Regions from separate parts of the Homo sapiens genome. Here region 1 is linked to region 2. The links are chromatin loops, found by intact Hi-C in ENCODE. Cell type or tissue: GM12878. All regions are shown on one strand. Region 1 overlaps PHF21B (PHD finger protein 21B). Region 2 overlaps PRR5-ARHGAP8 (PRR5-ARHGAP8 readthrough).

Region 1 (5,000 bases), 130 kb before region 2:
CCGAGAGAAGAGTCCTGTGGGGACCTTCTCCTTCTGGCTCAGTGTTCATGGGCACCCTGGGCCTCAGAGAGAGGAAGGGGCTGCTCAGGACTGAAGCCATCGTAGCAGTTGGGATCCTGATGCCTGGCCCACCCCAGCCCACTTCTGTCCCCCTGGCTGCTATAGAAGAGACCCAGGGGTCTGCGGAATGGGGAGGAGCTAGGTCAGCAGGGCACAGGGCAGCCCAGCACACAGGGCTCAGCAGTCCCGAGGGCAACCGAGGGCTAGGAGGGTGCCCGACACAGGGGCTGAATCCTGCCTTTTGTCCTGAGAGCTCTCTGTCACTGAGAATCTGCGCCTAGCACCCCATTCACGTCACTGAGGGCTGCCAGGGTCTCTGAACCTCTGGGGTTATTTAGAGGAGGCTCATAATTATAGCTCTTCAAAAATGATAGAATCTTGGAATCAGACTCTTATACTCTTCTCTTTTTCAACTGTAAACATATTCATCATAGGAGATGTGGAAAGTATCGTAAAGGATAAAGTAATAGAAAAACAGAAATTTATCATATTCTCCATGAGAGGCAGTCACCGTTAGTGATTAGATGTAATTCCCATCAGTTGAAAGCCCAAAAATGCTGGGCATCGTTCAGTCCACTTGGAACTTGACTTTTTCTTCGGTTCTGCCTCCCTGTGCTCCCTCCACCCCCAGGATAGACGGGAACCTTTTCCCATGTCAAAACTGTTTTCAATGACCATATGCCATTTTGTTGTGGAAACATGCCACAGTGAACTGAACAGTTTCTCTCACGTTGCATGCATGTTGGTTCTATTTTATTTTCTTTTTTGAGACAAAGTTTCGCTCTTGTTGCCCAGGCCAGAGTACACTGGTGCGATCTCGGCTCACTGCAACCTCCGACTCTCGAGTTCAAGCGATTCTCCTGCCTCAGCCTCCAAAGTAGCTGGGATTATAGGCGTCTGCCACCACGCCTAGCTAGTTTTTGTTTTTTTAATAGAGACGAGGTTTCACCGTGTTGGCCAGGCTAGTCTGGAACTCCTGACCTCAGGTGATATACCTGCCTTGGCCTCCATAGGTGCTGGGATTACAGGTGTGAGCCACCGTACCCAGCCAGTTCTGTTTTCTTAATTGTATACATAACACGCAGTGAGCACCATCACAGAGAAGTTTAACCACAGATCTGAGAATCATGGAATCATTTCATCATAACCACTGTTACTCGGAATCTTTATTTCACTCTTGTTCACCACCTCTTTCCAAAAGAAATTTGAGGTAATAAAGGACAAAAGGCAAGGAAAAGTGAGATGGGAAATGCACAAAGCTAACAGTCCACTAAAGCTAAACCTGCACCTATCCCATGATCTAGGAGTTCCACTCCTGGGTGCAGACCCAAAAAAATGAGTGCCTGACTCACCAAAAAAAAGGTGTTCAGCATTAGCCATTCTTTATGATAATCCAAACTGGAAACAACCCAAATGCCAGTCAGCAGTACACTGGAGATGTAGATTGTGGTCCATTCACAGAGGGGAATACTATGCAGCAATGAAAAAGGACATCTGGCTACAACAGCTTTCATGCATCTCACAGGTGTTAATGTTGGGCAAATGCATCAAGACCCAAAGAGTGCAAACTGTGTGATCCCTTTTATGTAAAGCAGGGATTCCCATCTCCCGGGCCATGGACTGGTACTGGTCTGTGGCCTGTTAGGAACTGGGGCTCACAGCAGGAGGTGAGGAGTGGGTGAGTGAGCAAAGCTTCATCTGTATTTACAGCCGCTCCCCATTGCTCGCATTACCCCGAGTTCCGCCTCCTGTCAGATTAGCAGCAGCATTCGATTTTCATAGGAACACGAACCCTATTGTGAACTCTGCATGCAAGGGATCTAGGCTGTGCACTCCTTATGAGAATCTAATGCCCGATGATCTGCGGTGGAGCTGAGGCGGTGATGCTGGCACTGGAGCACGGCTGCAAATACAGATAAGCATTAGCAGAGAGGTTTGACTGCACAGAGACCATAGTAAGTCAGTTGCTTGCAGACTCATATCAAAACCATATCTGTGAGTGGCGGGTGCTTAAGCTGCATCTGGTGGCAGGCTTTATAGTGGCAAGTGAGTTGATGTACTTCAGTTGTACCGCTGCGTCTGGCGGCAGGCTTTACGTCAGAACCTGATGCTTATTTTAGGCTGCGTGTGGCCCGCCTGTGATGTTACTTACCACTTCTGTCCATGCCTCTTTCCCACACTCAGCACGTGTCTCAGTCACAGTTTGGGTAAGTCCACCGGCTAACCCTAGCCAGAATGAGTAAGAAAAAAATCAAGCGTCTCTGGAGAGCTTCTTTGAAAAGGGGGAAAGGCCCAATGGTGAAACAGCAGAAGACTCAAAGAAAGTTGCATTTAAAAGGAAACAGCAAGAGCCCTGCTTCAATTATGGATTCATTGCAACAAGTGATTCATATTCCCCAAGCCCTCTTTGCATAATATGTGACCACTGGCTATCCAGTGAAGCCGTAAAACCTTCAAAACCGCTTCGCCACATGGAGACCAAGCACCTTGCATTAAAAGACAAACCTTTAGAGTTTTTCAAAAGAAAAAAAAAAACACGAACACGAAGAACAGAAGCAATGATTGAAGGCCACCACTTAGTTGACTGTGTCTGCACTGAGAGCGTCACTCTTAGTGTCTAACCGCATTGCTAAAGCTAGGAATCCCTTTACTGTTGGTGGAGTTGATCCTGCCTGCTGCTGCTAAGGACATCTGTCGTGAACTTTTGAGAGAGACTGCAGTTGAAAGGGTAGCACGTATTCCTCTTTTGGCTAGCACCATAACTAGATGAATTGATGAAACGACAGAGGGTATTGAGGCACAATTGTTAGAGGGGATTAATGAGTCACTGCGGTACGCAACCCAGGGTTGACGAGTCTACCGATGTTGAAAACAAGGCAACAATGCTTGTTTTTGTGCATATATGTTCAGGAGGATGTGCATGAGGATGTGTTATGTGTGCTTCTGTTGCCAACCCACACCACAGCTGGTATTCACGTCTTTGATTACATATCAGGAAAGGTGAATTGATCACTTTATGTTGGTCTGTGCATGGACGGAGAGACTGCCATGGCTGGACGGCTTTCTGGTTTCATTACTCAGGTCAAAGAGGTCACTTCTGAATGTGAGTCCACACGCTGTGTCATCCATGGAGAAATGCCGGCCAGCCAAAAAATGTTGCCTGAACTTAACAGCGTTTTGGAAGCTGTGATTAAAATGATCAGTCACGTTAAAGTACATGGGCTTTAACTCACATCTGTTCTTGCAGCGGTGCCGAAAAAATCACCTGAACTTAAGAACGTTTTGCAGGATGTGATTGAAATGATCAGCCACAGCAAAGTGCATGCCTTTAACTCACGAGGTCTGTTCTCGCGGCTCTGTGAGGAGATGGACGCGGTACACACACGTCTTCTCTGATACACAGAAGTGAGATGCTTTCCAAAGGTAGATCACTGGCCAGAGTTTCTGAGTTATGAGAGCTGCTCCAGAGATTTCTTTTAGAAAAATAGTCCCCACTAGCAGCATATTTCAGTGACATAGGATGAGTCGCAAAACTTGCTGACTTGTGCGACGTATTCAACCTGCTCAACAAACTCAATCTGTCACTTCAGGGAAGAATGACAACTGTGTTCAAGTCGGCAGATAAAGTGGCTGCATTCAAAGCCAAATTGGAATTATGGGGGTGACGAGGGAACACTGGGATTTTTGACATGTTTCAAACATTAGCAGAGATTTTGAAAGAGATAGAGCCAGGGCCTTCCCTCTTCCAGCTGGTGCATGATCACCTACCTCAGCTCTCTTTTTTCTTTTTTTTTTTTTTTCTTTTTTTTGAGATGGAGTTTCGCTCTTGTTACCCAGGCTGAAGTGCAATGGCACGATCTTGGCTCACCGCAACCTCCGCCTCCCAGGTTCAAGCAGTTCTCCTGCCTCAGCCTCCCAAGTATCTGGGATTACAGGCATGCGCCACTACACCCAACTAATTTTGTATTTTTAGTAGAGACGGGGTTTCTCCATGTTGGTCAGGCTGGTACTGAACTCCTGACCTCAGGTGATCTGCTGCCTCCACCTCCCAAAGTGCTGGGATTACAGGCGTGAGCCACCGCGCCCGGCCCCTACCTCAGCTTTCAAAAGAGCTTGAGCGTTACTTCCCAACCACCAAAGAACCCCAAACTGGGAAGGAATGGATCTGTGACCCATTTGTGGATAAGCCACGCGAATCACCTTTGTCTGTGCTAGAAGAGGATCAACTGCTTGAGACTGCAAATGACAGTGGCCCTAAAAGTGTGTTTGAGACAACTTCAAATCTCCATATGTTCTGGATAAAAGTCAAAGTGGAATATCCTGAGATTGCCACGTGAGCACTGAAAAGCCTGCTTCCATGTCCAGCATCCTGTCTTTGTGAAGCCGGGTTTTCTCTGTCTCTCTTTTTTTTTTTTTTTTCCAGACAGAGTCTCACTCTGTCACCCATGCTGGAGTGCAGTGGCACAGTCTCGGCTCACTGCCACCTCTGCCTCCCGGGTTCGAGCGATTCTTGTGCCTCAGCCTCCCAAGTATCTGGGACTACAGTTCTGCACCACCACACCTAGCTAAATGTTTTTTTTTATTTTATTTTTAGTAGAGATGGATTTTGCCGTGTTGGCTAGGCTAGTCTCAAACTCCCGACATCAGATGATCTGCCCGCCTCGGCCTCCCAGAGTGCCGGGATTACAGGCATGAGCCACTGCGCCCAGCCTGAAGCAGAGTTTTCTGCAGTGACAGCAACCAAAACGAGATGATGGAGTAGACTGGACATAAGCAACACATTTAGGGTGTCACTGTCCCCATCACCCACCCGCAGATGGGACTGTCTAGTTGCAGGAAAACAAGCTCAGATTTCCCACTTATGCTATGTTATGGTGAGTCGTGTAATTATTTCATTATCTATTACAATGTAATAATAACAGAAATAAACTACACAATAA
Region 2 (5,000 bases):
CTTTGTCACCAGACCAAATCACTTCCACCACAGAGCTGCTACAAATACATCTTCTGAGCCGTCTCCATGGACTCCCCCGGATCACTTTAGTGAGGTCTGGGAGTGGGGTCTTGCCAGGGCCCACGGGCGACCAGGGATTCCCATCATCCTCTCATGGCCTCCAGGTCCAGTTCACTCTCCTCTGCTTGGCACCAAGGACTCCCGGCCCAAGGTGACCTCCAGCTTCACGTTCACCAACTTCTGCCTGATCACATGGGACTTCTCACTGCCTCCAGATCTCCCAATATTTCACCCATATGTTTGCAGGAGGGCTTCCCTCTGCTGGAAATGTGCTTCCCTGGCCTCTTCATCTAGCCAACTGTCCCTGTGAAACTCACTTTAAGAGCTACCTCCTCCTAGAAGTCTTCCTGGATTACCCCCACACACCAGTCCCCTCCCCAGCTGGGTTCTGTGCCTCCTCTGGCCCCTGTCATCACTGATTTGTGGCCCTCACTAGTCTGAGAGTGTCATGAGGGCAGAGACCACACTCCCTAAACACCTCTATATCCCAGCACCTGCCATGTGACTTGGCGTCCGGAGAGAAGTTATTATCTCCATTACCCCTGCAAGGCTACCAGCCTTCCCTGCACGTACTTTGGCAAGGGCCTGCTCCTTCAAAGGAGCGCCTCAGAGAGGGAGACACAGGGGCAGAGGGAACCCAGGCTGGGGGTCCAGAGACCCAGGCTGGATCTGGCCGCGCCCTGTACTGGCTGTGTGGCATACGCCTTTCTGGGCAGCCTCTATTCATCTGGGCCTACATTTAAGCCTTGTAGCAGACACACCAATTAAGCTTTCAGCATCCAGGAGACAGGTCGTTTTCTAGAGCACCCGTGACGTCCCTGAGAACACTTCATTCTGTACACAGCGTTATCCACACGCCTGGGAAATTCTCCTAATTTTCTGCTCAAAAGCAAAAACGGTAAACACCAAGGCAACAAACGGCCGTTGCCATGTTAGGGCTTATTTTTTAAATCAGTTTTGCAATGGTGGGCGAGGAAAACATCCCGTCCTGTATACAACCTTTGCCATTTCATTTCTCTGAGTCAGCAGTTAGCACCTTTTGCTGCGGATCTTTGTCGATGCCGCAGATTTCTGAGCCAAATCTAGCCAAGCACACATTTGGAAATCAAGCCTTAAACATTCATGGGACTGAACCAAGCCCTTTGGAAGCACGAAGATGTATTGATGCGGCTTCTGGGGTCTAACAGGCACTTACCGCAAAACTTCGGGAGGGATGACCAGCTGGTCGTATTTAAGGTGTTCGTGGAGCTCACTCAGGTAGTTGAAATAGATGACTTTCTTCCCAAACTTGTGACTAAGAAAGCAGAAGCAAGAGAATAAAGAACGATTAGGCGCCAGCAGAGAGGCCGAGGGTTGCAGGGAGGGAGGGGGAGTTGGCGGCAGAACAATGCAGGCATTTTTCATATTAAGAAAATGTAAACGCTGACACGACTTAAAACCCGAACATAACACAAGCAGCGCACGCCGGGAGATATTTTGCTTTCACGAGATCTCCAATGCACCAAACACGCTGGAGTGGCTCATCTGCATAAAAATAAATATCTGCCTCCAATTTACATCTGCCCTGAATTTGCATATAGGAGATAGCGCGGAAGTGCCAAGAAGCGCTTTTGGGGGATGCAGGCTAGACAGGGGGCACTAAGCCACTGGCACAGAGAGAGCAGCTCTGAGGTTGAAGCCTGCCCCAGGGCAGCCTCAGTTGCTCGCGGTTTTGGGGTCAGTGGTGGCTTCACATTTGGCCACCTCTTCTAAGGAGAGGAACCAATGAGGCTCTCCAGGTTTGTCTCCAGGACAGTCTCTCGGACCCCAGGGAGCAGCGCAGCCACAAGGCCAGACATGCCCTGACCAGGTGCAGCAACTCCGTCTTCTCCCTCCTCTTGTGCCCCAGGGCAATTCACTCCCTCTCAGGGCCTGGGTCTGAAAGTGGGGGTTCTCCCTCCTAAGTGAGGGCGGAAGACAATGCAAGGCTATTTGCAGGTCTAGTCCACTGCCTGACGTCTGGTGGACATGCTCGCTGTGACGACTGCTATTAGTAACAAGGCTCAGCATGAATTGCAAAGTGGGGATCATTGACAGATGGATGCGAGCACGCCTTTATAAGAAGCCTGTAATCCCCGCCTTCTTTATGATAGTCTAGGTTTGGTTTTTGCCATAAATATATCATTTGAGTTTTATTTTGGAGGACAGTATTATTTCTTTATTGTATATGTTTAAGATATACAACTTTTTTTTTTTCGAGATGGAGTCTCGCTCTGTCACCCAGGCTGGAGTGCAGTGGTGTGATCTCGGCTCACTGCAAGCTCCGCCTCCTGGGTTCAAGTGATTCTCCTGCCTCAGCCTCCCAAGTAGCTGGGATTAAGGTGCACACCACCACGCCTGGCTAATTTTTGTATTTTTAGTAGAGACGGGGTTTCAACATGTTAGCCAGGATGGTCTCGATCTCCTGACCTCGTGATCCGCCCGCCTTGGCCTCCCAAAGTGCTGGGATTACAGGCATGAGCCACCGTGCCTGGCCAAGATATACAACTATTAATGTGGGTAAAGAATTATGTTGTTACTGGAAAAGGAAAGTTATGTATTCAGCCAAACCGAAGATATTTTATGTTATTTTATGACAATTTGAAAGTCTTGAAATAAGTATTCATGTATTTTCAATGTCGTTTATTTTGTGAAATCAAAATAATTCAAGTTACCGTGGCAAAAACAAAAAATACGGAGATCATGACAGGTAGGAGAATCCAAAGGGACAGCGGCCGCCCAGTGCTCAGCCCAAAGCTCAGCCCACAGCTCAGTCCAGCGCCAGCACCAGCGCCAGGTGGTTCCTAAAGGAGCCCCGAGGGAGGCCGAGCTGTGTGCACTGGCTCCCCCTAGTGGACGAGAAAGAATCGGACCCGGGGGCTGAGGGAGGAGGGCGGGGATTGCCAGGTTTCTGTATTCAAGGACACTGCCAGGTAGGCCAGGGAACCCGGGCTGAAGGCTGGGGCTGCAGAATAGCCACCAAAGTGCAGTGTGCCCCTCACCCCAAGCACAAGGGGAGGGAGGAAAGCGGGGCCTGCCTTAGTGCCTGCACCCCAGCCCCCGGAGGGAAGGGGCTGGTGGGACCCCTGCAGGAGTGTCCTCACCGCCTGCCCATTTAGACGCCACAGGACTCGGGGACAGTCTGGTCTCTGCTGGAAGGATGCCGGAGGGTGTCCCCGGGGCTGTGAAGTACTGTCAACGTCCTGTGTGATGGGCGGGAGGAACCCACTAAGGGCAAAGGGAGTCTTGCCCCTCTGCAGGAACCATTCTCAGGGACAGAGGTGCCCGCTTCAGAGCTGCAGGGAGGCCTCCCATGCCCAGCCCCTCACCTTCCTCTCTGCAACCTCCCTGACCTGTCCTGCAGGCCAGGCTCTGCCAAACACGGACTCTGGGACAGGTGCAGCCAGGGCCCTGCCACTTGCCTCTCCTCTCGGGAAAGGGCCCACAGGCCAGCTCAGCCAGGGGCTCCCAACACGGCGTGCGGCAGAGTTGCTGGGGTTTTGTTAGACCTGCAGCCACAGGCACCACCTGCGGGGATCTGAGTCAGGAGGTCTGGCGAGACCCAGGGCCTCAGAGTTCCTCTACTTCCTTCATTTACAAATGAGGACTTGGGAAACAGAGAGGTTATGTGGCTGCCCAAGATCTCACAGGCAATGGGCTGCGGAGCCCAATCTGGGCTCCAGAGCCCCAGCCCAATTCCTATGGTCCTCTCCTGGCAGCTGCTTATGTCCAGGCATGAGGCAGAATGAGGGGTAGAACCACACAGGCTCAGGTTGGATCCCAGCCCACGCCCCCTCTCATGGTGCGACTTGGGCGTAACCTCTCTGAGCACCAACCTCCTCTTCTTTGGAATGGGGAAAATGTGGCTGACTTCACAGTACTGTTTTGCGGTGCTGGCACATAAGGTGCGTAAGATATTGGAATCAAATTAATACAAAAGGGTAGTTTTAAAAGATTTTTTTTTCTTTTTTCTGAGGTGGAGTTTCGCTCTTATTGCCCAGGCTGGAGTGCAATGGCGCGATCTTGGCTCACTGCAACCTCCGTCTCCCGGGTTCAAGCGATTCTCGTAGCTCACCCTCCTGAGTAGCTGGGATTACAGGCGCCTGCCACCACTCCCCGCTAATTTTTTGTATTTTTAATAGAGATAGGGTTTCGCCATATTGGCCAGGCTGGTCTCGAACTCCTGACCTCAGGTAATCTGCCCACATTGGCCTCCCAAAGTGCTGGGATTACAGGGGTGAGCCACCACGCCCAGCCAACTTAAAAACATTTTAAATCAGGGCCAGGTGCAGTGGCTCATGCCTATAATCCCAGCACTTTGAGAGGCCGAGGCTGGAGGATTACTTGAGGTTAGGAATTGGAGAGGAGCCTGGGTAACATGGCAAAACCCTGTCTCTACTAAAAGTTCAAAATTTAGCTGGGCATGGTGGCGTGCCTGTAGTCCCAACTACTTGGAAGGCTGAGGTGGGAGGATCACCTGAGTCCAGGAGTTCGAGGCTACAGTGAGCCGTGATGGCACCACTGCACTCCAGCCTGGGCAACAGACTGAGACCTTGTCTCAAAGCAATGAAACAAAACAAAACAACAACAAACAAAAAACACAGTACTAGCAGCTAACATTGAGTATTTGCCTGGCAGGCCCTATTCTAAACAGTCAACATGGTGCGCTCCTATAATCCCAACACTTTGAGAGGCTGAGAAAGGAGGATCACTTGAGGCCAGGAGTTCCAGTCCAGCCTGGGCAACATAGCGAGACCCTGTCTCAACAAAAAATTGTTTTAAACTAGCTGGGCACAGTGGTGCGCACCTGTAATCCCGGCTATGTGAGAGGCTGAGGTGGGAGGACCACTTGAGCCCAGGAGGTTAAGGATGCAGTGAGCCATGATTGCACCACTGCACTCCAGCCGGGCTGATGGAACAAG

What was found. Peaks named below come from ENCODE experiments on the same cell type or tissue, not always from the same donor. Only the 100,000 strongest peaks of a DNase experiment are listed, where the experiment ranks them.
Region 1: a loop joins it to region 2, with 2.2 times the contacts of the local background. A loop is called at or near these places in 4 of 110 quality-filtered maps.

What each region holds. Positions count from the first base shown.
Region 1 is chr22:44,948,171-44,953,170 of GRCh38, reverse strand. All of the region lies in intron 2 of PHF21B (PHD finger protein 21B), which reads left to right. Among named protein-coding and RNA genes, the nearest start is that of PHF21B, 59 kb to the left of the region's middle. RefSeq lists an enhancer at 1-724. In GM12878, no CTCF peak of the experiment used is centred here; a DNase peak (open chromatin) is centred at 2,260; H3K27ac peaks cover 523 bases.
Region 2 is chr22:44,818,725-44,823,724 of GRCh38, reverse strand. It overlaps PRR5-ARHGAP8 (PRR5-ARHGAP8 readthrough), which reads right to left. Exons shown (of 15, transcript NM_181334.6): 9 at 1,256-1,354. It overlaps ARHGAP8 (Rho GTPase activating protein 8), which reads right to left. Exons shown (of 12, transcript NM_181335.3): 6 at 1,256-1,354. Among named protein-coding and RNA genes, the nearest start is that of ARHGAP8, 69 kb to the right of the region's middle. RefSeq lists a silencer at 2,851-2,950. In GM12878, a CTCF peak has its summit at 2,926 (motif pointing left); a DNase peak (open chromatin) is centred at 2,924.